2 separate regions of the Homo sapiens genome follow, and region 2 is linked to region 1. Evidence: chromatin loops called from intact Hi-C (ENCODE). Cell type or tissue: endothelial cell of umbilical vein. All regions are shown on one strand. Each heading gives the region's core, and the rest is flanking DNA. Links, peaks and the distances in the headings are about the cores only.

Region 1 (16,027 bases), core at 2,788-10,787:
AAACTTGATTTAATGCTTGGCTGTCACTGACTGAACTTTTTTTTTTTGAAACAGAGTTTTACTCCTGTTGCCCAGGCTGGAGTGCAATGATGCAATCTCGGGTCACTGCAACCTCCGCCTCCCAGGTTCAAGCAATTATCCTGTCTCAGCCTCCCGAGTAGCTGGGATTACAGGCGCCCGCCACCATGCCCGGCTAATTTTTGTATTTTTAGTAGAGACAGGGTTTCATCATATTAGTCAGGCTGGTCTCGAACTCCTGACCTCAGGTGATCTGCCCACCTCGGCCTCCCAAAGTGCTGGGATTACAAGCTTAATAATTTTATGTTTGAATTTCTGTTTCATAAGTGCAGTGCAATGGAACAATGGAGACTTCATGTGAGTGGCGGAGATACGTGCAATATGTGTTTCTGCAGTTCTGTGATGCACCATTCACACATAGTGTTAGAGATGTCCCATAAGCACAGTGTTCTGCTAGGCCCACGATTTGAGAGAGTTCAGTTAGGACTCAAAGCCAGTATGAGGTAAGTGTGTTACATCTACAGCTTAGCAGGCCTGGGGATAGGGAATGAAGTGTCTACCAGCCCCAAGAGGCTATGCTTTCCTTTTGAACCAAAACCTGCTTCAAATGCAGAAAGAAGGCAGTGGTGTTATAAGAATCACAAAGGACCAAGGATTTCTATCATATCCTTTTTCATTCATATCACTTCCTTGTATTAACAAACCACTAATGTTGAGGGTGATGGCATAGAAGGAAATGGAAAGATCAGCCAACCCATATTTCCATTCCCTTTCAGTCCTTCCTGACTCATCAATAAGCTGAAGGTAGGAGAATGTCGATAGGATGTGCAAGTTTCAGGAAGTCAAATAAAAACAGTTGAGTTAGTTTTGTGCAGGGTTTCTACTGTTCTGATGGAAAATGAAATATGTATGTATGTATGAGCTATAAAATAAGAGTTGCTTGACTTCAGTGATTCCATATATGAGTTCAAGACTCATATTTGCATTTAAAGCTGACATTGCATAACATAAAAATGTGTGGTCAATTCATTCTAATTATTTCACACTCTCATTTTCTTTACTTAGAATAACATTAAATAGCAAATTTAAACATCATGAAAAATTTAAAGAGACCACTGAAGAAAGGAAGAAGCTTTCTATTTTAGTACATTTAACAGCATTTTCCCCTGCTTTTTGAGCAAGGGGCCCTGTATTTTCATTTTGCACTGGGCCCTATAATTTTGTTGTTGATCCTTGTGGTAGGAAAGAAAAAATGGAACAGTGTGGTGAGCTAAATTCTAAGTCCCAGCAGAAGGTGGGATGAAGTTTGGCATGCAGGGCATACAGTAAGGATCAACACTTGTAGAAGGAAAGGGAAGGATGCAGGATTAGGCAGAGAGGTCGAACTGCAATGCAGGCCTAACAAATTCTCAGTCAATCCCAAATGAAATGGTTCAGCCCTGATGCACGTCCTCAATCAGCCATTGGCGGTGGGTGCCCCCTCTACGCCCAGGGGTCTGCTCTTGGGAGACGCAGCTTTCTGCAGGTGAGGGGGACCTAAGAACTGACAGCTGCAGGCTCTGCTGACTGTACACCCTGCAGCTAAGGCCAAATGAGTGGCACATCTCTGTGTTCACCGCAGTCCCATTCTTGTATGCCACACGAATGCTCTATGTAATTCTCTGTCAAAGGGGTATAAAAAGTGGTCCTTCTCTATCCAGTGATTTAAGAAACCAGACATGCTGCAGCAGATCTGACGCTAGATTAATAATTATATCAGAACTTGGAGTACTAAACAGTCACACCCAACGACAGAGAGAATGGTAACATAAACTGCCTGGCATTGATTAACTGCAACAGTCAAACTAGCTTTAATTCAGTGCAAACAACAACAAAAACCTTATGATGTTTCTTAACATTTTAAAAATTGCTAGTCTAATACTAAAAAGTTTATTATTTTCTCCTAACCACTAGGACTTCAATTTAAGTGAATAATGATTTATTGGATTTACCCTCATTATAAAATTCAGACATGTACCACATAATGACATTTTGATCAACAATAGACTACATAGACAATGGTGACTTCATAAGATTATAATATCATATTTTTACTGTACCTTTTCTATGTTTATATACACAAGCACTTACCATTGTGTTACAATTGTCTACAGTATTCAGTATACAGTAACATGCTGTACCGGTTTGTAGCTTAGGAGCAATAGGTTATACGACATAGCCTAGGTGTGCAGTACGCGCTACTTTCTAGGCTTGTGTGAGTACACTCTATGATGTTCACATGACAATGAAATTGCTTAATGATATATTTCTCAGAACACGTCCCCGTCATTAAGCAACACATGACTGTAGTCTAGTTATCCTTACCCGAAGGCTTCTCAGTGGAAGCACTATTGACATTTTGGGCCAGGTAATTATTTGTTGTGGGGGGCTTTCTTGCACACTGTAGGATGGTTAGCAGCATCCCTGGCTTCTACCCAAAATGTCTCCAAACATTGCTAAATGCACCCTGGAGACCAAAATCAGTCTGCCCGAGAACCACTGACCTACTCAATTGCCAAGTTCTACTTATTCTCTCTCTCTCTCTCTTTAACCTTTTTACTTTTATTGCCTCCCTCCCTCGCTCCCTCCCTTCCTTCATTTGTCTCAGCTCTGTTGCCCAGGCTGGAGTGCAGTGTGTGTGCAGTGGTGTGATCACTGCAGCCTTGACCTCCCGGGCTCAAGCGATTCGCCTACCCCCTACCTCAGCCTCTCCAATAGCTGGAACCACAGGAGTGCACCATCATGTCCAGCTAGAGACAAGGTCTTCCTATGTTACCCAGGCTGGTCTCCAACTCCTGGGCACAAGTAATCCTCTCGTCTCAGCCTCCCAAAGTGCTGGGATTATAGGCATAAGTCACTATCTCATATATATCCCTCAAATTCCTCAACATATTAATATCTCTAACCCCCTTACCATTCATCATTCACACCAGCACCTTTCTCTGGTACTGCAGCCAAAACCCTCCTAATCTTCCTGAATTCACACCAGGCTACCTTCAGTACATTCTACACCCAATGTTCTAGAACACCAATCAGATCCTAATGCTTCATACTTTTTAACCTGACTTAGGAGACTGCATGAGCTAGCCCTTCTTAGTGTGCCTCCTTTCTGCGCATCTGTTGGGCTCTTCACTTCAGCAATACTGAACTTCTGCTTGCCTCTTTTAACACATCACCCATGATTTTTTTTTTAATATCTTTGAGCCTTCACTTTTTTTTTTCTTTTCTAGCATGCTCTCCCAACCTCCCACATTCTTTAGTCTCAAGATAACCTTCCTCCAGGAAGGTTTCCCTGACCACTCAAGTCTCTCTTGATTCCACTCTTACGTGTTTCAACTACATGCTGGACATTTATCACACTGTGTGGCAATTTCCTTTGCATTTGTTTATATTCTTCACTAGACTGTTACCCTGTGACAGAAAAGACCATGTCTGTCTTATCTCACACTGAATCCCAAATATCTAGTATAGTACCTGTCATATACTTGGTGTTCATAAAACACTTTTCAAGGGAAGCAAGCCAGGAAGGAAGGAAAGGAGGAAGGATTAAAGTTGGTAGAGGAAGTGACTAGAAGACAAGGAAGTGAAAATGATTGAGTAGCAACTTCAAGAACTATGAATGAGAAAGGGAAGAAGGAGGAAGACTGGATGGTAGCTATATAGGAACATGTGGTTAGGTGAGGTAAAGTAGGGATGTGAAGAAAATGAGTGTTACAAGCTGAGAAAACAAATCCACAAGAGGGAGATGCAGAAGCTGGAGATGTAAGAGGATCACATGATGTCTAAGAGAAAAGGGCCCCCAGATGATGATATTTTCAAATTATAAATAATAATCTCTTTTTTTCACTAAATTGTTTTGGGGAACTTAGTAGTGTAACCATGTCTGTCCCTTGTCACTTTTTTTAAAGGTTACTTTGATTTCTGCTTGCTGGTTTTCTTAGATGACTTAATCAGTCATATGAATCAAACTTTAGATATACAGAAATCAAAATTAATACCTGAAATTCTTGTCTAAACATGTAAGCAGGCTTAACAAAGGCAAACTTTCTAATAACCACATACAGGCTTCTGAATGATTGTGACTTTCATGAAATATGGGAAGAATATTTTATCACTTATCTGTTCTCAAAGGGGAAAAGCACCACAGAACTTTTTGAGTAGTAGTTTCATGATGTATGCCTCTGAACACAGGCATGATATTAAATAAATGAAATTTTATTGGGAGCATGTGTGCATCTCACTCCAGAAATTATTTTTATTATTTTGGTTGTTCTTTGGAATATTTTACAGTGAAGCAGGGTCCTGATCCCTGGTTCTCACCCTAGGTAACTGAGGTTTTTGATAAAGCTTCTTAATCCCTCAGGGCCTCAGTTTCTTTATCTCTAAAATTAGCATTTTGGTAAACATGACTGCATCAGTCAGAATGGGCTGGATTATGCTGCAGTAGCAAACAACTCCTAACAACTTTCAGTGTTCATAGGCTCTGTTCATAAGAATGTGGAAACAAAGTATCACCAAGTGTCATCTGTGACGAAATGACATTCTCAAAAATACCTTCTCTCAGAGGCCAGTATGACTGCTGTCTCAATCTTGCCACTCTGCTGTAAAATTTTTCTCTGTCTCCTATACAGTGAGTGCTGCCAACATCTGGCATACTAGAATTGATCTACTGGGCACTGCAGCCTAGTGGCTAAAAGTCCTGCCACTTACTAACCATGGGACCTTGGACATGTTCTTCAACTGCTGTGTGTTATGAGGATTAAATGATTTAATCCATAAAAAATGCTTGAAGAATGCCAACATGCACAATGTAAGTGCTCAGTTAAAGTTAGCAATTATTATAAGAATTCAACTATTGTTAAGAGAGTTCAAAAGAACTCTACAATCCCATAGGATTCTAGACATATATTGCACCTAAGTTAATTTGGACCCAGTAGACTTAGAGAAAAATAGGTCTCAGACCTGGAGGGGGACAGGGTTTTGGACATTTAAATCAAACATTGCTTTTTAAGTATCAACCCAACTCAAGTGGCCAATTTATGAACAGAATAGCCTGCAATTACACATGAAGTATGATTCTTTTTTTTTCATTTTTTAAAATTTTATTTTATTTTACTTTAAGTTCTAGGTTACTTGTGCAGGATGTGCTGGTTTGTTACATAGATAAACGTGTGCCATGGTGGTTTGCTGCACCTATCAACCCATCACCTAAGTATTAAGCCCAGCATGCATTAGCTATTTTTCCTGATGCTCTCCCTCTTCCCACTCCCCCACCCCGACAGGCCCCAGTGTGTGTTGCTCCCCTCCCTGTGTCCATGTGTTCTCATTGTTCAGCTTCCACTTATGATTGAGAACACAGAGTGTTTGGTTTTCTGTTCCTGTGTTAGCTTCCTGAGGTTAATGGCTTCCAGCTCCATTCATGTCCCTGCAAAGGACATGATCTTATTCCTTTTTATGGCTGCATAGTATATACATAGTGGTATATATGTACCACATTTTCTTTATCCAGTCTATCACTGATGGGCATTTGGGTTGATTCCATGTCTTTGCTATTGTGAATAGGGCAGCACTGAACATACGTGTGCATATATCTTTATATTATAATAGAATGATTTATATTCCTTTGGGTATATACCCCGTAATGGGATTGCTGGGTCAAATGGTATTTCTATGCAAAAATTGACAAATAGGATCTAATTAAACTAAAGAGCTTCTGCACAGCAAAAGAAACTATCATCAGAGTGAACAGACAACCTACAGAATGGGAAAAAATTTTTGCAACCTATCCATCTGACAAAGGTCTAATATCCAGAATCTACAAGGAACTTAAACAAACTTACAAGAAAAAAAACAAACAACCCCATTAAAAAGTGGGCAAAGGACATGAACAGATGCTTCTGAAAAGAAGACATTTATGCAACCAACAAACATATGAAAAAAGCTCAACATCACTGATCATTAGAAAAATGCAAATCAAAACCCCAATGAGATACAATCTCACACCAGTCAGAATGGTGATTATTAAAAAGTCAAGAAACAACAGATGCTAGCAGGGCTGCAGAGAGATAGCAACACTTTTACACTATTCACAGGAATATAGATTAGTTCAACCATTGTAGAAGACAGTGCGGTGATTCCTCAAAGACCTAGAACCAGAAATACCATGAAGTGTGATTCTTTTTTTTATAATCTTTATTGAATATTTTTATGTACAACCAGTTACATTTTTTTTTGTAGGCAGAGAACACATGTACTTAATTTTACACAGAACACTGAATTAGCCAGAATTTTCTGAACTAAGCACCCTTTATTCCATCCTGCTTTAGCTACTATTTCTTTTTGGAACAAAGATCTCTCCCCCTGTGACTTTTTCAAAAATATTCAGACTGTAATGCTATTGTAATTTGTTTAGTGGAAACTGAGAGCAGCAGTATAAACATATTTACCCCAAGTCTGATTGTGATTGTGGTGTTCTGAGTTATCCTAAAGATGGAGAAGGGCCTGGAAAACTCTGTAGAACATCCATTGTGTCCCTGAGGATCAATAATGAAAGATGTTAGCATGTGTGGATGTCCTGGGTTCTGCCTGGGCGGTTTGTTTATTTATTTGTAGATAGGAGCATAACATAGATGTTCTTTTTCAGACAGAGGGATTGGCAAATTTTTTCTTCTTTAAAGAACCAGCATCCATTTACTGTTGATAAAGATAAAATTGTTTATAGTGCTGCCAAATCTAAGTAGCTGTTATGTAGAATCTCCTCCAGTATCATCGCCAATTGAATCCAATATGCGTTAGCCCATATACCTCTGGCCAAACGAGGCAGGGGTTTTCAGTCAAACATGTTAGACTGGTCAAGTGATAACACAAAATTGGGCATCTATGAGTTTCATGCTCTTCATGGTTCTTCCACAGACAGAAGTATGAGAATTTGACCTTTGGGTCTATTTACCTGTCTGAAAAATAACAGGATTAGGCACTTTGGAGCTATCTACTTACTTCTTTTTTGGTGTACAGAGGACTTAAGAGTTAAGCTCCCTTAGTTATCCAATTGAAAGATTTGGCATAAGCGCACCAACTATAATTAAGGAAATGACTCAAGTGACAGGCATTCTACCACCGGAAGGTATTTCTGGAGTGAACTGATTTTGCCTTTCGATTCTTCATCATCAAATTCATACTTAGATACAGCTTCACATTAAGCAGATAGAATAAATTGCCTTTACTGTTCACATACTGAAGAGCTTTACTTAATTACGATTTGGTTGGGAACAAGGTGGAAAGAGGCATTATTAGTGATTACTCCTGACACTTTTGAACAGTTTTTAAGTTCTTAAAATACATCCAATCATGAATTTCAAAGCATAGAAAGAATCATGGGGTGATGGTAAATCAGGATGGATTATCCCCTTCCTATAAATTGCAATGTGGGGTGAGTTAACAAACCACTTTAGGCTCCTGAGTTAACTTTTGATCTTACTGGAAAAAAATTGTGCAAGTAAGATGTGTTTAACTTTTTCCTATTTGTCTGTGGTATGTCGGAGGAGGGGCAAGCCTAAGAAGTTTACAGTAAAGTAAAACACTGTGAAAAGTAAGGAGAAAAGTTGAAGAGCACTCAGGAATACCTGTTCCTCTGCAATTTTTCCTATGGAAGAATTTTGCACTAAGATATACATTTTATGAGAAGAAAAGATAATTAATTCCTTGGTTCCTAGGTTTCTTAGTCTGAAGTGTGATTCTTAAGAGGGCCTGTGTAAGAGTAATTTGGAGACATTTATTCCCTTGATACTATGACTTCGCATCGCTGATATGACAGCTCGCTGGATATTAAGAAGTTGCCCATGTTAAGACAATGACTCCCATAACCAAGGCAGTTTTTTTAAAAAAAAAAACCCATGTCTTATAATACACAATTGTTCTAAAGGATAAGCTGCAGAGTTTGCATGTTTGTGTGTGTATGTGTATGTTTGTGTGTGTGTAGTGTGTATGCAGGGGCAGGTAGAAGTGTGGTGTGTGTATGAGAATAGTTTAGGAAGCTATTTAGTTATGTATTGGAAAGGGCATAGCGGTTTCTGTGTTTATGTGTGTGTGTGTGTGTGTGTATGTGTGTGTGTGTTTCAAGAGTCAATGGATTATGAATGTATGCACAGTGACAAACAAACAAACAAACAAACAAACTAGAATTCTAGTCCAGCTCTGTCCTACTAGACAAAAAGAAATGTAGGCCGGGCATGGTGCCTCGCCCCTATAATCCTAGCACTTGGAGAGGCTGAGGCGGCAGATCACCTGAGGTCAGGAGTTTGAGACCATCCTGGCCAACATGGTGAAACCCCGTCTCTATTAAAAATACAAAAAATTAGCTGGGTGTGGTGGCACGCACCTGTAATCCCATCTATTCAGGAGGCTGAGACAGGAGAATCACTTGAACCCGGGAGGCGGAGGTTGCAGTGAGCTGAGATCACGCCACTGCACTTCCGCCTGGGCAATAAGAGTGAAACTCTGTCTCAAAATAAAATAAAATAAATGTAGACAAGTCAATCTTTCTGAGCATCAGTGTCCTAATCTATTAAATAGAGGGTGAATAAATCACAAGGCTCACATGAGGCAATGTGATTGGAAGACTTATCTTAGTATCTCATCTAAAAGCACTATGGGCAATTCCACAGAAGTGCAACTTCATCATGAAGACTCAACTACCCCTAAGATTCCAGCATGATCCCTCCTTCTAAAGCATTGTGCCCACTTCCAGAACTCTTTCATCATGGGAATGATGGAAGCTTCTATATGAAGGACCAAGGATAGGGATTCCTTTTAACTCCATGACTTCCTCAAACCCAGAACACAAGACTCATAATATAGATGAGTCTTACAGACTCATATTATAGACTCATAATCTAGACTTCTTAATGTCCAGGGAGCTGTCATATCAGTGATGAGAAGTCACAATGCCAAAGGGATAATTGTCTCCCAATTCCTCTTACAGAGGTCTTCTTAAGAATCATACTTTGGCAGGGCACAGTGGCTCACGTCTGTAATCCCAGCACTTTGGAGGCTGAGGCGGGTGGATCACCTGAGGTCAAGAGTTCGAGACCAGCCTGACCAACATGGTGAAACCCCATCTCTACTAAAAATACAAAAATTAGCCAGGCGTAATTTTTGTATCCCAGTACAAAATTTTGTATCCCTGTAATCCTAGCTACTCCAGAGGCTGAGGCAGGAGAATCGCTTGAATCTGGGAGGCGGAGGTTACAGTGAGTGGAGATCATGCTATTGCACTCCAGCCTGAGCAACAGAGGGAGACACTGTCTCAAAAAAAAAAAAAAAAAAAAAAAATCACACTTCATAGTATTTCTGGTTCTAGGTCAGGGAGGAATCACCACACTGTCTTCCACAATGGTTGGACTAATTTATATTCCCACCAACAGTGTAAAATCACTCAGCATCAATTATATTATTTTGAACAAATCTGTAGTTTATTATGATACACAATCAACCAACCGTTACTGTAGCAAAGATAAACATCTTATTCTATCCTGCACTGTATCTTTGTTATGGGAGGGACACTGATGCCTGTATTGATGATGCCAACAAATAATTAGTCCAAATTACTTTCTTGTAATGGTCTGCTGCCAGAGGAGAGAAATAAAGATTTCTATTTGAATGAAAGCACCTGTAGAGGAAAGAGCTCACATATGTAGATTTCGAATGCATATTTACTCCAAATATAAATGAGATGGATGAGTCTTAATGTACGTGCATCTAACTTAGGCATATTCAACACTGACTTTGGAGAAAAGTAAGAGGGAGAAGAGAGCAGGCAAGAATGAGAGAATCCCTGTATCTATGTTTGTGCTCTCCTTCAACCTAGAAGTCATCACCACAACAGCCAAAATGCAAAATAAAGCAAAATAATTTAAATTCTAGGTTTTAAGCTTCCAGGGGCTTAATGAGCCCTAGGGAGCCAAGAAATTTTCCAGGATTATTTTGGCCTTGCATGTTTTATCCTTTCTGGGATGAATATAGACCCTAACCTTGTGTAAGATTAACTCTGTGTGATACATTCACACATCCAATGTAAACTTTATAATCATACTCTTGTCACCTGGTACCCCTTTTCCTCATCCCTAGACTTAAAGCCACATCACACCATTATGACTATGATCTCTTGCCATCAGTTTGCCCATAGTGTTTTTCTTGATTTATGAATTATAGATCACACATCCTATTAGCTTTGTAAAACTTTAATGAATAAGATCTATCTTAATTTAGATTTATCATTAAGATGACAGTTAAAAATTCTGGAGAAACACACTTGTAGAAATGATCTTACCCTCCCCTGGAGCTATGCCAGCTTAAGCTAACTTACCTTCTCAGGTATGCATTTACCAATCCTTTAAAATCCCCAGAAAAGTGATTTCATTATGAAAATACTGTAGGACATTTCCCATGCTATTTCACATGTGATGAGTTTTAAGTATTTCATATTACTGAAGAGTGGAAGATGAAGAGTGAAAAGAAATAGATGTTACATCCTTCCACATCTTCTGGAGCTGCTTATGAAAATGAATGGCTGGAATAGTCACAGCATTGGCCTACAAATGTCCTAAGACTCCAGGTTTAAATATCAGATATGATAGAAAAGATCACTATCTGGGACTCATAAGTGTCAGAGAATCACATACTTTGCAAAGGAAACGATACCTGAGCAGTCAACGGAAATATACACACCCCACATGAAAAGACCACTATCTGGGACTCATAAGTGTCAGAGAATCACATACTTTGCAAAGAAAATGATACCTGAAGAGTCAACGGAAATACACACACACCACATGAACACACACATATCTTCACAATGATGGGTTCAGAAAGAGAATGAAGCAGATTTAAAAGAAAAGACAGGCCAGGTCATCTTAATAAGTTAAGAAGAAAATCCTACCTACCTTGTGACTGCCCGTGTGCAGATGGTAACAAGGAAACAGCCAGCCACAATCATCCAGCCCCAGCCTCCATCTGGAGGGGAGGTAGACCGAGCTCTATTTACTTTTGCCATGGTTTTTCTTTTTTCTTCTTTTCCAGGTTGCTCCAACAGCCAAGTTATGATCTTGGAAGAGTTTGCTGTCCAGTGACTTCCTGATGGCATTCAAGGTTGGCATAGAACGCTACCTGGCCCATGGGTTACTCGCCATCTAAAACCAAAAATCAGGACATATTTATATCTTATTGCTATGTCCAAAGGTTGATTTTTCTTCACTTGGTAAGACATGATTATTACTTTCCTATTAAATATGAGTATTTGTAACTATGAATACTAGACTGGGGCAGACTATTTGTTGTCCTTGGTACATGCTTTCTTTTTTAAAAATAAAATAGAACCTCTCAAATTGTAGTCAAATGCATGTCTACTCTATTTGATACCATTTTTCCCTAGCCTCTCTTGAAGGTAGTTGTGGCAATAAAGTGTAGTCTCCATGAAAGGGATGTGAGCAGAAGTCATGTGTGCCACTTCTGGTTCATCAACTCAAAGGCAAAGGTACTTTTTGAGGACTTCCAGCACCCTCTTCCAACAGACTGGAAGATGGATGTGGATATGAAACGACTTCAACCACACAGACCAGGACATCAGTCTAGGGGCTGGCAGAGGTACGAGACAGAAGCAGCCTGGGTCCCCAGATGACTCTGGGGAGACCTGCCCTCCTACTCTGGACTCTACACATCTCTACACTGTTACACAAAAGATAAATAAGCTTCCATTTTATTTGTGTCTCTGTATATAAGCTGTTACAACAGCTTATAACATAGACTAATTATTATACGGAATGAGTCTGACAGCAACTTCTTGGCATTTTTTAAAATGCTGTAATTTTTTAAGTGTGTAATTGAAGTAAGAATAGAATGAGAAATAAATGAGACAAAGTAGAGAGCCCAGAAGCTAGTATATAATATTTAATACAATCCAAATAAGGTAAAAAAAAGATCAGTGAAGAAAAAAAGTATTATTCACCACATTCTGTTCAACTCTCCATTTAGCTGTTGACCTTCCAGATAAATCAATAAATGTAAAAAAATAAAGAAGTAGTTAAAAACCTAAGTGAAAATATAGGCAAATATTTATCTGTTCTCTAGATAGGAAAACTCCCTGAGGTGTAAACTAATAAAACAAACCAAGATAAAAAAAATTTCGTTAATTTGTCTAAATTAAAATTTAACATTTCTGTATTAAAACATGTGATTAATAAACAAAACCAAAAGGTAAGCCACAGGCTTGGGGAAAAAAACATTAGCAATACATACTTCAAAGAAGTAATATCTGCATTCATTCATTCATTCAACTCTAAATATTTATTGAATCCCTAACATGTGTCAGGCACCGTTTTAGGGCACTAAGGATTCAGTAGTGGTCACAATACACAAAGCTCCCTGTGGTGGGCAGGCTCTAAGGTACCCCTATGGTCCTGACTCTGGTTGTTCATATCTTTATGTAATCCCTTCCCTTGAGCGTGGGAGGGACCTGTGACTTGCTTCTACCCAACAGAATATGGCACCTGTGATGGAACCTGACTCTCGTAATTATGTCACGTTATATATGACTCAGGCCTGCTAGCCACTCTCACTCTCCCACTGTCCTTGAAGAAGCAAACTGCCATGCTGCACACCTGGAGAAAGCCATTTGGCAGGGAACCATGGGCAGCCTGTAGATGCCAAGGGCAGCCTCCAACAGACAGCAAGAAACATGAAGATCTCAGGGTCTTTTGTTTTTTGCTTTTTCGCAAACATCCCAAGTGAGCCTGGAAGCAGATTTTCCCCTAAATTGAGCCTCCAGTTAAGGACAGTCTCACTGACACCCTGACTGCAGCTTTGTGATACCCTTAGCCAAGGACCCAGCTAAGCTATTTCTGGATTCTGGCCCCACAGAAACTGTGAGATAAGGTGCTTCTTAAGGCATTCCATGGCTTGTCAAACAGGCTTCTTAATTACAGTCAGGGACGAATTTTTTGAGAGGAAAAATAAGAGTTTCAACATCTACTTTTGCTACAGAATTGAGCAAATTACCCAGTTGCTTTTATAATTTTATTGTGATCACTGGACGAAATATTAACATTAATTAAATGAAATGTCATTTCAACTATGACAATGTGTGGATTATTTGATGAACAAAGACTATGTACCACCTGGTAAATTATGGGCAAAATAAATTGTCTAATAAAAAACATTTACTTTAAGACCACAACTTTCTCAAGAAAATGGCTCACAACAGAAATTTATAAGTGTGCATCTTTGAAGCCACTGGAACAAATTGGTGGCTTGTGACTTCAGAGAGTGCATACAGAGCAGGGGTAGTGAGGCCAAGGCAACAAGAATGATTCCCACATACATCACTTAGGTTTGCCCCTTTTGAAGCCTCAGGTCTTCATCTTCATGCTGTTAACCATCCTGTGACTTTGGGGAGACTGACAAAGGTGATTACGTGGACAACTGAAATTATAAATCTATCAAAAGTATTGGGAGACCAATACTGGCATAAATACTAAACCTATTGATAAAGAAAAAAATAAAAGTTATTACTGGAAATGATAATATTGCTAAACACTGGCCTGAGGATTGACTAATAGTTAAAATACTGGTGTTGGGGCTAAGTGAAAATAACAGTGATATAGAGCTGCTATTTACAAAACACTTGCCATAGGCCAAGCTGCTAGCAAGCATCACTACAGACAGCATCTCATTTAATCCTTACAAGATTAAAGATACCTTTAGATAATGAAGCAGCAGAAATGGGCTATGAACCTTGGTCTGATTGCAAGGCCAGTCTTCCTAACCAATGCCCTGCACTGCTTCTACTACATTTCCTTATTCCTTGGTATAAATTCATAAACGTTTTTGTCTAATTATACACATAATTCTTGCTGATGACACACCAGTAGGATGATGTGAATTGCAGCCTGACGTAGCTATAAATGCAGTTCTTTAAATGGTACCATTGGTATTTCCCTGAAACATTCTTGTAGGTCACTGACTTGACCAGCTGTGAAATTTCAGAGCAAAACTAACCCTCTAAAGGTGTCCTTAACACTCTGGAGCTTCAGAATAAGTTTTTCCAAAATATAACTTTGTGTCATGAATAAGTAGCTTTAACAGTCATCTACTTTCTTCCCCAAGATGAAACACTCAAGGAAAAACTCTTATTTTAAAAGATCTACCATACCTGTATTTTTGCTTTCACACACAGCCTGCTGGAGAAGACAGAGCTGGTAGTCCGTCCCTTCCTCTATTCCATCATAACCCTGGCTTTGTTAGGATTCAACTCTATCTGCTCTTTCCAGTGGCCATCTGGGCCCAGTCCCTTGGTTTAGGGAATGGGTTTGGATTGGTCTCCCGTTCCCATGTCAGTGAGTGATGAGGCACAGAACGGGAAGTATCCAGCCAATGAGCTATGGAGAGAAGTCCTCTGGGAAATGTTTCCCTGTTCTTAAGAAAAGACATGAGGAAGAAACAAGCCCCTCTTCTTCCTGTAGATTCTGGATGTGATACCTGGATCTATAGCAGCCACTTCTTAACCATGAAGGAAGCTAGTTTGAGGACAAAGTTAATGAGCCAATACCCAGATGGAAGATCTGGGTTCTGACTCTGCATCTTAAGAGTTATATGAATTCAAGCAAATTACTTTATGTCTCTGAGCCTCAGTTTACTGATCCATAAAATGGAGGTAATAATTTTACTTTCACAAAATGTTGTATATATCAAAGTGAGATAAAACATGAGGAATATCTGGCATAAAAATGTAGATATTATTTGCCATGTGATTTAACCTCTTTTCATTTGTTCATCACTCATTAATTCAATAGATATTTATTGAGTGTCCAATATGCACTAGAAACTATTCTAGGAGCTGGGCTATGAGCATTGCAGAAAAGAGACAATAGCCCTGCTTTCATGAGGCTCACATCCTAGTGGGACAGGCACAGTTCATGAACTGTTGAACAATAATTTCTAAGCCTCAGCTTTCTTGTTTGTACAAAAAATTACCTTCTGCCTACTTCACAGAATCATACTTATAGTCAAATGAGAGCACCCACAAACCAGCAGCAACAAGCAAATCAGGCTTCAGGACAATTTTATTACGCCTACAGTGTTTTGTAAATGTTTACATTAGTTGGCACTTGTAAATATCAGATACTATCCAAATTTCCAGATTCTTCTGAAAAATTGCAAGCTCTAAAAAGATGCTGGGCTGCATTCCCTTGTGGCAGCCATGAGATGGAGCCAAGCAGCAGTGTCCCCTTTCAGACAAGTCCTGCACTTCCCCTTTACCCTATCCCTGATAGAGTACCCTGATAGGGTAAAACTGCACACACATTTGTGTGCAGTTCCTGCGTGCTTCACCTGCCAGGCCCCTGGGGCAGTAAGATTTTCAACTTCTGCCCATACTGTGCTAACATAAATCAAAGCTTCTTAAACAGCCACGTGAGTCATGTTTATGGTATGTTTTATGCCTAGCACCCTCTCTTTCTCTCAATTCCAATAGAACCGGCATTCAAGAGTCTACCTACACCTGTGACAAACACACACAATGGAATAACTCACCAATTGGACACAATTAACTGCCAAGTGTTATGATGTGATACAATCAGTTGTACCAGTAAAAAAAGGCACAACTTAGAAACTCCTGCCTTGGTATAGTCCTAGCTTCTTCTTAGGCTTTTCCATTTAAATAACCCCCAAGGTTAAGTTGTTTTCCAGTGTAAGACTATAAATCCACCTACCCATAAACATCCGGCATAAGGACCATCCTTATTAGTGCCGCCCTATGCTGTGAAAGAATACTGAAACAGCCAGAGCTGTGCAACAGCCCTTTTAAAAAGCAACATAATGTGATGGATCATGAATTAGAAAGGTATCCACATTCTTTCAATAGCAATTCTATTTCTGGGAGGTTATCCTAAGAAAACAATGTAAGAGAAGCCACTATAGG
Region 2 (16,027 bases), core at 4,152-12,151, 95 kb after region 1:
CAAGCAGAGAGTCAAATCATGAATGAACTCCCATTCACAATTGCTACAAAGAGAATAAAATACCTAGGAATATAGCTAATGTGAAAGACCTCTTCAAGGAGAACTACAAACCACTGCTCAGGAAAATAAGAGAGGACCCAAACAAATGGAAAAACATTCCATCCTCATGGATAGGAAGAATCAATATTGTGAAAATGGCCATACTGCCCAAAGTAATTTATAGATTCAATGCTATTCCCATCAAACTACCATTGACATTCTTCACAGAATTAGGTAAAACTATTTTGAATTTCATATGGAATCAAAGAAAACCTCACATAGCCAAGACAATCATAAGCAAAAAGAGCAAAGTCATACTACCTGACTTCAAACTATACTACAAGGCTACAGTAACCAAAACAGCATGGTACTGGTACCAAAACAGACATATAGACCAATGGAGCAGAACAGAGACCTCAGAAATAACACCACACATCTACAACAAACTGGACAAAAAGAAGCAATGGGGAAACAATCTCCTATTCGGTAGTAAATGGTGCTGGGAAAACTGGCTAGCCATACGCAGAAAACTGAAACTGGACCCGTTCCTTACATCTTATACAAAAATTAACTCAAGATGGATTAAAGACTTAACTGTAAAACCCAAAACCATAAAAACCCTAGAAGAAAACCTAGGCAGTACCATTCAGGACACAGGCATGGGCAAAGACTTCATGACAAAAATGCCAAAAGCAATAGTAACAAAAGCCAAAATAGACAAATGGGATCTAATTAAACTAAAGAGCTTCTGCACAGCAAAAGAAATATCATCAGAGGGAACAGGCAACCTACAGAATGGGAGAAAATTTTTGCAATCTACCCATCTGACAAAGGCCTAATATCCAGCATCTACAAGGAAATTAAGTTTACAAGAAAAAAAACAACACCATCAAAAAGTGAGCAAAGGATATGGACAGACAATTCTCAAAAGAAGACATTTATGTGGCCAATAAACATATGAAAAAAGCTCAACATCACTGATCATCAGAGAAATGCAAATCAAAACCACAATGAGATACCATTTCATGCCAGTCAGAATGGCGATTATTAAAAAGTCAGGAAACAATAGATGCTGGCGAGGCTGTGGAGAAATAGGAACACTTTTACACTGTTGGTGGGAATGTAAATTAGTTCAACCACTGTGGAAGATAGTATCGCGATTCCTCAAGGATCTAGAACCAGAAATATCATTTGACCCAGCAATCCCATTACTGGGTATATACCCAAAGGAATATTAATCATTATACTATAAAGACACATGCACACATATGTTTATTGCAGCACTATTTACAATAGCAAAGACATGAAATCAACCCAAATGCCCATCAATGATAGACTGGATAAAGAAAATGTGGTACATATACACCATGGAATACTATGCAGCCATAAAAAGGAATGAGATAATGTTTTTTGCAGGGACATGGATAAAGCTGGAAACCATCATCCCCAACAAACTAACACAAGAACAGCAAACCAAACACCGCATATTCTCCCTCATAAGTGGAAGTTGAACAGTGAGAACACATGGACACAGGGAGGGGAACAACACACACCAGAGCCTGTTGGGGGGTTGGGAGGTGAAGGGAGGGAACTTAGAGGACTGGTCAATAGGTGCAGCAAACCACCATGGCACACATGTATCTATGTAACAAACCTGTACGTTCTGCACATGTATCCCCATTTTTTTTAGAAGAATGAATTTAAAAAAATTCATGCTGCCTACAGACCTTGAATATGCCTTATAAGAGTATAAGGGAAAAAAGTTTTTGCAAACACATTATCAGAAGTCTTTTGTATAGTTTTTATCATACTATTACAATCTTTTCAATTACTTGAGGAAAAAAACATTTTATTAGCAATATATTAGAAAAGAAATTATTTGTGTTTAATGAGCCAATTTAATGAATGACTAAATTGCAAACTGAACTACAGTGCATGGCTCTCTATCATCTCTATACTAGCTAAATCCAGTACAAATAAATCAACCAGAATTCCTGAGTATCTAGTCTGTATAGGCCCTGTGCATAGTACATTGGTGTTTTAAGACATGGTTCCTGCCTTCACAGAATTTACAATCTAGTTGGAACTATAAGTAGCCATGCAAATGACAAATATTTCAAAAACACCTTTACTACAACCTTATAATAAGAAAAGGTATGTGATCATTTTGTTTCAAAAGAAAAGGGTACATGATTATTTTGATAAAGGAAGTCAACACTTGCTAGAAGAATTCAGAGAAGAGGTGGAGGCCAGGCACAGTGGCTCATGCCTGTAATCCCAGCACTTTGGGAGGCTGAGGTGGGCAGATCACCTGAGGTCAGAAGTTCAAGACCAGCCTGGCAAAACCCCATCTCTACAAAAAATACAAAAATTAGCCAGGCATGGTGGCATGTGCCTGTAATCCCAGGTGCTCAGGAGGCTGAGGCAGGAGAATCACTTTAACCCAGGAGGCAGAGGTTGCAGTGAGCCTAGATCAAGCCACTGCACTCCAGCCTGGGCAAAAAAAAAAAAAAAAAAAAAAGTGGACTGCTTGAGAGAGAAGCTGGCAAGGTGGAGCGTGACATTATAGGTAGGGCTGGAACACCTTCTTGGAGAATTTCAAAAAGCAGGAAGGAAGGCAGTCTTGTTAAATCAAACTGCAGGTACTAATGCAGGTACTAATACTTGCAGTGGAAAAGTGCAAGGTGTATTTGTCAGTGTATTCTCCATTGATGAGAATGGAGAAAATCAATAGGACAAAGTGACTGATTAGATATGAAGTGAAAGAGACATGAGAAGTCTGTGTGTCTCCAGCCAGGAGGATGGTGATCATTAACAGAGAAAGAAAAGGTAGCAGCATGTGAACTGTTCAATATTGAACACATGGATCTTGAGCTGGAAGTGAAGTACCCAGCAAACTGTTGAAAATTCAGGTCAGGAGCCAAGGGGAAGAGTCAAGGTTAGAGGTATGCTTTGAAAATGTTCTGTGCAAAAGAGGTTGGATGAAGCCAGAGCAGCAGGCCGAGGACCAGACCTTGGGGAATGCCTGCAATGTCTAGTAGGAGAAATAAAAAAAAAACGCAGTCGCGACTGGGCAGAGTGGCTCATGCCTGTAATCCCAGACTTTGGGAGGCTGAGGCGGGTGGATCACTGGAGGTCAGGAGTTCGAGACCAGCCTGGCCAACATGGTGAAACCCCATCTCTACTAAAAATACAAAAATTAGCCGGGTGCAGTGCCAGCCATCTGTAATCCCAGCTACTAGGGAAGCTGAGGCAGGAGAATCGCTTGAATCCGGGAGGCAGAGGTTGCAATGAGCTGAGATCGCACCCCTGCACTCCAACCTGGGTGACAGAGCGAGACTCTGTCTCAAAAAAAAGACGCACTAACTGATTGCTAAGCAGGATGTAGCAAGTGCCACAGGAATTGCACAAGTGTGATATGCAATTTAGAGAGTGGAGAGGGATGTACACCAGCAGAGGGGAAATGCTGTCTTTCAAGAGAGGAATGAGTGATAATGAGCAGGACCTGCTCGCAGCAGGATCAGGCAGCTTTTGCAAATCATTGAATGAGATGGATGGTTCTGCTGGACTGTCACCTGCTAACAACAGAAACACCAGAGAAGACTGATTAAACTTATTTGAAAAACAGGCATAGCCAGCTTTGTTTGGGGCTGATTTACCCTTTCTGACTCTCTGTGTTGATCTTCTTTATGAATTAATTAGCAAGTTTCTGCTTCACCTTTATTCATTTTGATAAATTCAGAAAGTGCAAATTGAAGGAATATTTGATCAGGATAAAACCAATACACATAAGGCATCCAGATAAAGGAACAATGGCTAAATCCAGTTTCAGTTTCTTTGCAGTAAGTGTACACCTCAAGTGCTATACCAATTATATATACAGTGCACTATTGTGCTGCTTCCTTCAGCAGAGACACATTTACACATTCATATTAATTAGCTTTTGTGGTTATAGATGATGCTGTAGTAAGATTATTAAGAAATTACAATTCATCCTAACAACAGGGAGAACTACTTAGAGTTTCTAGCAATATAAATAATAGGCATCAGTTTTTGTTTTTGTTTTTTTCAGTAGTGTGTGAAGAATGGAGAAGCATAAAGTGAAAAGAAAAAGTCACCTTAGTGTTTTGGGTTTTTTTTTAAGTTTATAAAAAGAAGCCATACTCTGTCAGCTAACTGCTTGCCAATTGCTTTAGGGCGTTTCCACCTAATTCTAAGGTTAGCTGAAAGCAGTGTGTCTATAATTCTTTAGTCACCAGACACACCTTTATTAGCCATTCTGGTCTACATCTGCCCCACATGCTCTGCTCCAGGAACATTATATTCAGCAGCCAGCATTGTAACAAGCTTTGCAAGTGGCTCAGCATCCTAAAATTTGAGAGCCATGACCTAAGAAGTCTAGGAAGACCCAGGGTAGCTGGAAGGGAGTAAAGTGCCTCAGACCCAGCCTTCCCTCTTTCCTTTCTCCCTCTTTAAGCAGAGAACTCTACTTTATGGTTTTATTATATTGGACTTTCATTCATTCCATTCGTCAAGCCAAAAATCTAGGAGTCATCACTTACCTCCCATATCAATCCATCAACAAGTCCTGTCAATTGTCTCATCAATATCCACCCCTTTTTTTCCATCTGCACTGTGACAACATCCTGATCCATCTTGCCATCTCCTCTCTCCCACTAGTGCAAGTCTCCTAACTGATCTCCTTCCCTCTGCTCTTAGCCTCTTCCCATCTATTCTCCATAAAACATCAAGAATGTTTTTCTTAAAACTTAAATTAGCACGGTGGCTCACACCTGTAATCTCAGCACTTTGCGGGGCCGAGGCAGGAGGATCAAGAGGTCAGGTGTTCGTGACCAGCCTGGCCAACATGGTGAAACCCCGTCTCTACTAAAAATACAAAAATTAGACGGGTGTGGTGGCAGGTGCCTGTAATCCCAGCTACTTGGGAGGCTGAGACAGGAGAATCACTTGAATCCGGGAGGCGGAGGTTGCAGTGAGCTGAGATCGCGCCACTGCACTCCAGCCTGGGCTATACAGCAAGACTCCGTCTCAAAACAAACAAACAACAACAACAACATCAAAATTAGACCATATTGCTTTGCAGCTTAAAACTTTTCAGTAGTTCCCAAAGCACTAAAACAAAATCTAAACTCCTCTGACCATGGCCCATAATGTGTCATGGCCCCACCCCCGCCTTTCTCTACATCATCTCGTGCCACACTCCCATATCTCGCTATACTTAGCTATGTTGGCTTTTCTCTGGGCACCAAGCCAGGGATGCAGAAGGCTTTGTGCTTGCCTTTCCTCCTGCCTAGAAAGCTCTTCACTATTTTCGCAAAGTTCTCAGCTTAAATGTCACCTCCCCCAGGGGTCTAATGTTAATTGCATTTTGTTGTTGTTGTTGCTGTTTGCATTGATTTTGTGTGTCACTAAACTAAAAGCTTAGTGAAACCAAGAAGATGTCCATCATGTTTACCATTGTATCTCCAGCACCTTGTAAGTTACCTGGCATATATTAGGAATTCAATTATTGGAGGAATGAATAAAAGGATCCAAAGTTTTCAAGGTGTGGAAGTCCATGATGTAATCAAGTTAGAAAGGTCCATTTTGGATGGAGTGAGGGTGTGTATTCTGGAATTAAACTCTGTTCCAGAGTTATACTGGTGACCGGTGATCAAAAATCCCCAAGTTCAGCCTGGCGTGGTGGCTCACGCTTGTAATCCTAACAATTTGGGAGGCCAAGGAAGGCAGATCACTTGAGGTCAGGAGTTCGAGACCAGCCTGGCCAACATGGTGAAACCCTATCTTTACTAAAAATACTAAAAATTAGCTAGGTAGGATGGTGCATGTTTGTAGTCCCAGCTACTTGGGAGGCTGAGGCATGAGAATTGCTTGAACTTGGGAGGGGGAGGTTGCAGTGAGCTGAGATCACACTACTGCACTCCAGCCTGGGCAATAGAGTGAGACCCTGTCTCTAAATAAATAAATAAATAAAAAGTCCCAAGTTCATTGTTCTTCCAACCCAGTGCTGATGGAGCACATTGTTGTTGGGAAACTTCCATAAAGCTGATATAGTTTGGCTCTGTGTCCCCACCCAAATCTCATCTTGAATTGTACTCCCATAATTCCCATGTGTTGTGGGAGGACCCAGTGGAAGATCATTTGAATCATGGGGGTGTTTTCCCCCATAATGTTCTCATAGTAGTGAATAAGTCTTAAGAGATCTGATGGTTTTATCAGGGGTTTCTGCTTTTGCATCTTCTTCATTTTCTCTGGCCACCACCATGTAAGAAGTGCCTTTTGCCTTCTGCCATGATTCTGAGGCATCCTCAGCCATGTGGAACTGTAAGTCCAATTAAACTTCTTTTTCTTCTCAGTCTCAGGTATGTCTTTATCAGCAGCATGAAAACAAACTAATACAAAAGCTAAAAGGTTGTTTTGCCCTTTTGAAGAGAGATCTATTTATTTATTTATTTTTAATTTTTTGAGACAGAGTCTCGCCCTGTCGTCCAGGCTGGAGCGCAGTGGTGTGATCTCAGCTCACTGCAACCTCCACTTCCCAGGTTCAAGTGATTCTCCTGCCTCAGCCTCCTGAGTAGCTAGGACTACAGGTGCGTGCCACTACACCTGGCTAATTTTTGTATTTTTAGTAGAGACAGGGTTTCACCATATTGGCCGGGCTGGTCTTGAACTCCTGACCTTTTGATCTTCCCACCTTGGCCTCCCAAAGTCCTGGGATTACAGGCGTGAGCCACTCACGCCTGGCCAAAGAGAGATGTATTAATGTTGATTTGTAAGTACAAAGATATCACAAGAAACAGAAAACAGATTATAAAGCATGTGTTATTAATACTTATTATAGTTATATTAAAGCTTAAATAAATCCCATGTAATCTCATTTAAAAATTATAGGCTTCTGGCCAAGAACATTATGACAATCTATTTTGGAGTTAGGCATCATCTGGAGAGAATCTAGGGTGGTAGCACTGAATTAGATTTGGCTGCTTGCTGACTATGGCACAACAGCACATTGCATTTCTCCATGAATTGAGGTGGACGTGTGAGAGGGGGAAACGTATGGTACTAGGAGGGGTGTGAGTGATTGTGGATGATGAGAATTAGCTCTAAGGTCCCTTCCAATTGCTTCTGGCTCTTCAATTCCAGCTAAGCCAATTCAACTCAACTAAACAGTTATTGAGAGCCTTCTGAGTGCCAGGAAGTAAGTTGGGAGTATGATAATGAACAAAATGGATAATCGGCCCTGCCCTAACAGAATCTGGAGAGAGTAAGTGAGATGCGAACTAAGACTTAGCAAAACCAGATGGTGACATCCGCACTTGGCTTTCCTCTCGGAGTGTCAGTTTTACACCGGAATTAGCCACGTGTAATGAACAATCAAAGAAATGGTACTTTCTTAAATGCTACCAAAATGTTTTTATTCCCAAGTTCCAAAAAATGACCATTGAAATGCATTGGACTCAGAATTTGAAGCCCCAGCTGAATTCTCTTGAATGTACCTCCGTCCCTCTGTCCACTTTGGGAGGCTGAGGTGGGTGGATCACAAGGTCAGGAGTTTGAGACCAGCCTGGCCAATAGGGTGAAACCCCGTCTCTACTCCTTCACCACACCCGCATGCCTATTATGTTTTCTGTGATATTGAATCATTTTTTCTTAATTTAATAGTAAAATCCGTATGCATATCTTTTATTAGATTTGGGAAATAACAGAATGTCTGACTTGCTCAGAATTTCTTGTGGTGTTACCCTGCAGCTGTTTTCCAGTAGACTGTTGTGTTTATAGTTACTTATTCACCTTTGATAGCACCATCTTGTAATCCATTACAGTCAGAGTGGTACATTTTTTGTCTTCTCATTAGCCCCTCTCTGACAATCAACATTTTGCACATTAGGTACTACACTCTTTGTTCATATAAATCACAGGCTATTAAATCATCTCAGCACAAATATTGCCAACTAGCATGACTCATTTCAATACTAAATTGTTTAAAGTTGACAGTAGTTGTCTTAATAGTTCGCAGGCATTTTCTCCACATTTTGTAGCTACTTGATGACTCAATGAAAAGAATGCAGACTTTGTGACAATATTGGACAAGTTGTTAGCTGCTCTGAGTCATTACCTTATCTGTAAAATTAGGCGATTGCATTAGGTTAGGGAGTGAACTGCTCAACAATGGGACAAATTTAATTCTCAGATCAGCTTGGATTGGCCCTCACAGCACTTTGAAAATTATCACAAATTGGCCAGGTGCGGTGGCTCACGCCTGTAATCTCAGCACTTTGGGTGGACCAGGAGGTCAGGAGTTCAAGACCAGCCTGGCCAACACAGTGAAACCCTGTCTCTACTAAAAATACAAAACAATTAGCCAGGCGTGGTGGCAGGTGCCTGTAATCGCAGCTACTTGGGAGGCTGAGGCAGAGAATAGCTTGAACCCGGGAGGCAGAAGTTGCAGTGAGTCAAGATCATGCCACTGCACTCCAGCCTGGGCAACAGAGCGAGACTCCATCTCAAAAAGAAAGAAAGAAAGAGAGAAAGAAAGAGAGAAAGGAAGAAAGAAAGAAAGAAAGAAAGAAAGAAAGAAAGAAAGAAAGAAAGAAAGAAAGAAAGAAAGAAAGAAGGAAGGAAGGAAGGAAGGAAGGAAGGAAGGAAGGAAGGAAGGAAAGAAAGAAAGAAAATGGGAAAGTTCTCAAAAAACTCCAGATTTCTGGCTTCTCTTGAAAAATCAACACCTGACTTCCCTAGAAAAATCTGGCCTCAGAGAGTGCCTGCCTCAGTTGCACATTCTTCTCACATTCACAAATGAGAAGCCAGGAAGGCATAACTAACCCACCTCAATTCCCTTCTGATAGCACCTGAAGACCCTGCTTCTGGTGAAATCTACCAGGAGATTTAAAGGAACCAGATCTAGAGAGGGAAGCTCTTTTAATGGCCGAGAAAACCTTTTGAGGAAACAGGACAGGAGACCTCATCTACATCATCACTTTAGTTGTTGATCATGTTATTATCTTGTGTTGTTTAATATTTATCACAATTTGGGTTGAACAGGTTTGTTTTTTAAAATATTTGAGGTTGTGGGGAGATGGAGGACAAAGTGTTTGCTTTGCCACCTCTGAATCCACCTTTCCCAGAGCTGCTCTTTCTGTTTGTTGACTTTTAGATGACATATGTATGTGTGTGTTGTGGGGAAACGGTCTTACTTTTGGTTGTTAGAGAGAGAGAAAGAAGAAAACTGTAGCCTGAGCTGATGAGATGGGAGCAACCTTTACATTGGATACCTGCTCTTTGCTCAACAGCAGGCCCCAGCTGGCCTACTTTACTTATTTATGTTAGCTATCTGGCCCCTCTAGCCCTCTAGCCATCTGAATTTCCACTAGATAATGTCTAAGTCCCCTTTCATCTTCATAAAGCTAAACATTTCTAAGATAATATTCCAAGGGTGTTGAGGCTCCGCAAGCAGGTATTTTCCTACCCCTGTCCTGGCAGAATATCCCCCAGTAGAAACACTGGTTGTCCATACCTAACCCTTGTCTGTCTTCCTCACTTAAATTTCTAGCACCCAGATAAGCCCCTAGCACCTAGAAAGCATCCAGTAAATATTTGTAGAATGAAGTCTTCAGGATTAGCAATTACCTTTGGAAAGGGCCCATCGTGATTAACAAAGCAAATTAGTATTTAAGAGGACACAATATCTTCTTTTTTTTTTCAAGATAGTGGATCTTGCTATATTGCTGAGGCTGAACTCAAATTCTTGGGCTCAAGCAATCCTCCTGCTACTCAACCTGTTGAGTAGCAGGCACTACAGGCACGCAGGCACAGTTACCTACAATATAATTTTGTCTTATGTTACCCAATAGACAGGGATAATGAGCTTAAATTGCATTGGTTTAAATGTTTTGTTGTTTAAACTTTCTATTAACACGTGCTGGGTACAAACACAGTTAGGCTTTTGGGTTTCATGTTTATTTCTACAGAAAGGATAATATATATATGTGTATATATACGTATATATACGTATATACGTATATATATGTATATATGTGTATATATACGTATGTATGTATATACGTATATATACATATACGTATATGTATATGTATATATGTATATATACACATATATACATATATATACAGATATGTATATATACACATATATACATATATATACAGATATGTATATATACACATATATACGTATATACACACATATATACATATATATATATATATATATATTCCATGCAGTAGGGAAGAAGAAAGAGTAAGACTGAGCCTGCTTTCCTAAGACTACATTTAAATAATGCACTTCCAGAAAAATCAAGTTTCTGAATTGAACCAGTGTGAGGACAGGTGGGAGAACACTACTCCCTTGTGTTTACTATTGGAACTTACATTACCTCTGCATGCTGATGATCTGTGATGCGGTCACGGCTTACAGCGCACCCTGCACTCTGGTATGGGCTAGTGAGGCAACAACGAGCAAAACAGGCAGGGCTCCTGCAATCTCAGGAGATAAAACAGCCATCAGTTAAATTATCAAACACAGAATTTCAAGCTGCAGTAACTTGGAGGAAAAAATTTAGTGCTTTGAAAATTATTCAGCTTTATCTCTGGCCTCCCAAGATGGTCAGCATCACATAGATCAATGTATTGACAGCTTTCTACCCAGGCACTGTGCTAAGCACTTTTTATGCTTCCTCGCTTTCAATTCATGCTCTCAAAAGCTATGGGTGGGTACTCCATTGATAAATAATTTGCAGAAGATCACACAGCTAGTAGGTGAGGGAACTGTGTGACTCAACCACTCCTGACCACTTTACTAACTGAAACAAAAAGGGGGGAAGAAAACGACTGCAATATTATTATACATATCTCTATCTCTATCTATCAATCTATCTCTCTATCTCTCTGTCTGTTTGTCTATCTAGGTTATCCACGGTTCCTAGCTCATGACTCCCATAGCCCTTGTTACAATGTTAGGGTGCTTTAGGCTTCAGAAGCAGGCCTCAGAAAACAGAATTTCTTTTTTTCTCTCTTACCTTTTCTGCCCTCCTTTCACCTATTTCTTTCTCTCCCCAAGGCAGGAACTTTTTCCTGGTTTCTGGAGCTGGTTTCTGACCTACCTTGTCTGATCATAGGTCAGAACACCTCCATTTCAGAAGGGTTCCTGCCCCATACCATGGAGGAAGGCATGGTGCACAGAGAGACCAAGAAGAATCTGAACAGACAGTCCCTGCTGGGTTACCCCACTCAGTCTGTTAGTATTAGATCATACCCTTTGTCCAATCGCATTTTAACAGGTTGTCCATTTTCAGTCATGCCTATCCAATGAGGTCTCCATAAAGACCCAAGAGGACAGGGTTTGGAGAGCTTCCAGGGAGCTGAACAAATAGAAGTTCCTGACTGGTGGTTTATCAAGGCTGCCTCTCTTCTCCCATACCTTGCCTTATGCATCTCTTCATCTGAATCCTTCATATCCTTTATACTAAACCTGCAAATGTAAGTAAGTCTTTTCCTGCATTTTGTGAGCCACTCTAGCAAATTAACTTAACTCAACGAGAGGTTTCATAGAAACCCCAACTTGAAGCTGATTGGTCAGAAGTTCTGGAGGCTGGAACTTTCAACTGGTGGGAGGAGGGGATGGTCTTGGGGATTGAGCCCTCAATCTGTGGGATCTGATGTTATCTCCAGGTGGATACTGTCAGAACTGAATTGGAAGATACCCAGCTGATGTCCACTGCAGAAATGATTGCTTCTTGGTGTGTGGGAAGAAACTCACACATATTTGGTCACAGACGTCTTCTGTGATGATGTTGTGAGTGAGAGAATAGAAAAAAAGGCTGAGGTGGGTTTTCCCAAAAATAACAACCTACAATACTATAGCAGTGTTTCTTAAATATGAGGAATGTGTGAATAAAAAATAAAGAATTTATTTTAGATTTCGCTATCATCACCTCCTACGGTCAACTTAAATTATTTTGATCATAATGCTTGCTGCTTAAGCATGTATAAGAAGGTTAGGTATGAACTCTGAATGTTTTTAGCTCTTACAACAGCAACAAAAAGATAGAAGTTAAATATGAATAGAACTATCATTCAACAAAATGTTTCATAATAAATTCAAATTAACAGCAATGACGTGATATACTCATTTAAAAATAAGTCTATATGAGTTGCCCACTGTATGTTAGGCCCTGTTCCCATCAAGAGTATGCAATGGCAGAGACAGACAACAAGTAAATAAGGAGTGAAATACACTATGTGTCAGTTGGAGATAAGTGCTATGGGGAAACACAGCAGGGACTGGGAGAGGGACAAGGCAGTGTGATTAAGAGTGTGGTCCGGGGCCGGGCGCAGTGGCTCACCTCTGTAACCCCAGCGCTTCGGGAGGCCAAGGCAGGCAGATTACCTGAGGCCAGGAGTTCGAGACCAGCCTGGAAAACATGGTGAAACCCCATCTCTACTAAAAATACAAAAATTAGCTGGGTGTGGTGGCACATGCCTGTAGTCCCATCTACTCGGGAGGCTGAGGCAGGAGACTCGCTTGAACTAGGGAGGTGGAGGTTGCAGTGAGCTGAGATCATACCACTGCACTCCAGCCTGGGTGACAGGGCGTGACTCCACCTCAAAAAAAAAAAAAAAAAGAATGTAGTCCACGGCCAGGCACAGTGGCTCATGCCTGTAATCCCAGCACTTTGGGAGGCTGAGGCAAGCGGATCACTTGAGGTCAGGAGTTTGAAACCAGTCTGGCCAACATGGTGAAACCTCATCTCTACGAAAAATCCAAAAATTAGCTGGGCATGGTGGCAGGCGCCTGTAATCCCAGCTACTCAGGAGGCTGGGCAGGAGAATCGCTTGAATTTTGGAGGCAGAGGTTGCAGTGAGCTGAGATTGTGCCACTGCACTCCAGCCTGGGCGACAGAGCGAGACTCTGTCTCAAAAAAAAAAAAAAAATAGTGTGTGGTCCGGGTCGTGGCATTCACGCAGCAACCTGAAGGAGGCAGGGGAGTGTGGCTGTGGTCATCTGGAGGGAAAGCACGGAAAAGGAGAAAGGGGCAAAATGAAGGCACCCTGAGTTTGGAGTGTGCTTGGTATACTTGAGGAAACACAAGGAGGCTGATGCGACTGGAACAGATGAACTAGGGCAGAAGTTCAAATTCTACTCAAAAAAAGAAGTGGAATTAGAGCAAGGGCAACAGCTAACCCAGATAATGATGTCTGCTGAAACTATCTCTTGGGGTCGTCTCCTACAGCTGCCCAAGGCAATGTTACTCCCTATTACACCGCTCAGTTGCGGTGTCCTTTATCTCGTGTGGTGAAAATTAGCGACGTGGACACACGTGGAGTGGATTAAGGGGTAGAAAGTTTAATAGGCAAGAAAGGAGAGAATAGCTCCCCGTACAGAGGGAGGAGGGCTCTGAACCGAAAACCCGCGTGCAGAGGAAAGCAGTGGTTTATATTGGGAGGCTGGAGGAGGTGGTGTCTAATTAGCATAGGGCACAGGGGATTGGTTTAACCACGTGTGTCATTCAGGTAGCCCCCCCAAAAAAACTGGCCCTCCCACCCTAGCCTTTTATTATGCAAATGCGGCTACCTGGCTGGTCGCCATGACACCTGTACACGTGGCAACAAAGAAAAAGTAGCAGGAACCGCCATATTGGCTGGACCTGACTCTTAACCATCTGCATTTGCATATCAATACTTGCAGGTCTGGTTTTTCAGGCTGCTTTCTGTTAGATAATAAATATTTGGGGGACCGCTTTTTTATTAAACGAAAAAGACTTACTGAGGACTCTTTTACCCTCTCTAGCTGCCTAAAATAATTTCTTAATAACTCCTGTAATACCTACATATAGAACCTTTTACAGTTCTCCAAATAGATTGTGTTCTTCACCCTTCCACGCCATCTCTGTCTACCTAAGCGGACTCCTTTTATACTTCAAGTCAAGCTTAATTATGGCCTTCTCTGGAAAACTGCCCCCCATCCTGATTAGACAAGCATGCCCTCGTAGCACCTTGTCACCCTATGCACAACCCTATCCTAGTGTCTATTGCATTGCATTGTAGCTGGTGCTTTACTTCTCTACCTTGCCCACCAGACAGCAAGCCTCTTGAGGACAAGAAAGCTTTTTCTTTCTGTCTCGGTATCCATAGTACTTAAATACTTATATAGACACAACAGATAATTAGGAAATGTTTACTGAATGAATAAATAGCATTGGCAATCACTCATAAAAACGCCAAGTCAGATTTTAGTACCCCCTTAGCATACTTGCACATGATACCTACTAGCAATCCTGAAGGGTCACTAGATGCCAGGCAATGCACTGAATTAGGCGGTTGTTGGTTACTATTCATTATCTTCCAACAACCCTACAAATTAGATGTTATTATTCCCATCTTTAAATGTAAGAAAAATAAAATTGGGCAGGTTAAATAGCATATGTCACCACCTAGACCCAGGATTTTAATTTAGTCTCTCTAAATCCCAAACTACACCAAGCTGTAAGTCAGAAAAATGTAAATGAGGAACAGCTTATGGTACACTTAAAAAAATTATTTGATAAAAATCTGTTAGAGATTTACAGAAAACTTTTCACACTGTATTTACATTGCTTGACTTCATTATGGATTTTCAAGGAAGAATGATTGAAGGCCAACTCAATCATTCAGCCACAGTGAAGAGTTTGGCATAATTTGAAACAAAGGAATACATATGGGAAGCATCTAGAACTGAGTGAAATGGTGGCAAAGAAGACATGGACCTATACAAATATTACTAATTGGGAAAACACTTATAAACCACTGTAGGGTTTCTACATTGTTGAATGCTATCCCAATTTTTTAATACATGACATAGAACAATATTTACATACATGTACACTGAAAATAGATCCAAAGGGTATAAAACAAAATGTTTTGGTTATTTCTGAGTTATATAATTTTTTTTTCTGTGCTTGTCCACATTTACTAAAATCTCCACAATTAAAAAAAAAAAAATCCATGATGAGCTGGGAGTCGTGGCGCACACCTGTGGTCCCAGCTACTTGAGAGGCTGAGGAAAGATGATCACTTTGGCCCGGGAATTTGAGGCCAGCCTGGGCAATATAGCGAGACCCCATCTTTAAAAATTAAAAAAGTAAAAAAATAAAAAGTTTGTAATAAAACTTATAACAAGAAAATGAACCTAGTTAAAAAATAAAAAGAAGATCTGAATAGACACTTCACCAAAAATGATATACAGATAGCAAATAAGGCATTGAAAAGACGCTTGATATCACATGTTGTTAGGGAATTGCATATTAAAACAATGAGATACCACTACATACCTATTAGAATGGCTAAAATCCAAAACTCTAACAGCATCAAATACTGACAAATGTGAAGTAATAGCTCTCATTCATTGCAAAGTGCAAAATCGTACAGCCACTTTGGAAGATAGCTTGTCAGTTTCTTACAAAACTAAACATACTCTTACCATATAATCCAGCAGTTGCACCCCCTGGTATTTACTCAAATTAATCAAAAATTTATGTCCACACAAAATCCTGCACATGGATGTTTATAGCAACTTTACTCATAATTGCCCAAACCTGGAAGCAACCAAGATGTCCTTCAATAGGTGACTGGATAAATTGTGGTACATCAAGACAATGAAATATTATTCAACACTAAGAATAAATAAATTGTCAAGTCATGAAAAGACATGGAGGAAACTCGATGCACATTACTAAGCAAAAGAAGTCAATCAGGGGAGGCCCAGGTGGGCGGATCATGAGGTCAAGAGATTGAGACCATCCTGACCAACATGGCGAAACCCCCTCACTACTAAAAATACAAAACTTAGCTGGGCATGGTGGTGTGTGCCTGTGGTCCCAGCTACTCAGGAGGCTGAGGCAAGAGAATTGCTTGAAACCGGGAGGCAGAGGTTGCAGTGAGCCAAGATTGCGCCACTGCACTCCAGCCTGGCG

What was found. A loop is a pair of places that touch in the nucleus more often than their neighbours do. Peaks named below come from ENCODE experiments on the same cell type or tissue, not always from the same donor. Only the 100,000 strongest peaks of a DNase experiment are listed, where the experiment ranks them.
Region 2: it touches region 1 in a loop (5-fold over the local background); 17 of 110 quality-filtered maps call a loop at or near these places.

The regions. Positions count from the first base shown.
Region 1 is chr10:89,451,382-89,467,408 of GRCh38, forward strand. It overlaps SLC16A12 (solute carrier family 16 member 12), which reads right to left. Exons shown (of 8, transcript NM_213606.4): 3 at 10,998-11,243. The coding sequence starts at 11,197. It overlaps SLC16A12-AS1 (SLC16A12 antisense RNA 1), which reads left to right and starts at 4,610. Exons shown (of 3, transcript NR_120614.1): 1 at 4,610-4,867; 2 at 11,134-11,311. In endothelial cell of umbilical vein, for the core only: no CTCF peak of the experiment used is centred there; a DNase peak (open chromatin) is centred at 7,150; H3K27ac peaks cover 339 bases.
Region 2 is chr10:89,545,429-89,561,455 of GRCh38, forward strand. It overlaps a transcript of SLC16A12 not described here. Among named protein-coding and RNA genes, the nearest start is that of SLC16A12, 18 kb to the left of the region's middle. RefSeq lists an enhancer at 13,441-13,965. In endothelial cell of umbilical vein, for the core only: no CTCF peak of the experiment used is centred there; a DNase peak (open chromatin) is centred at 8,103.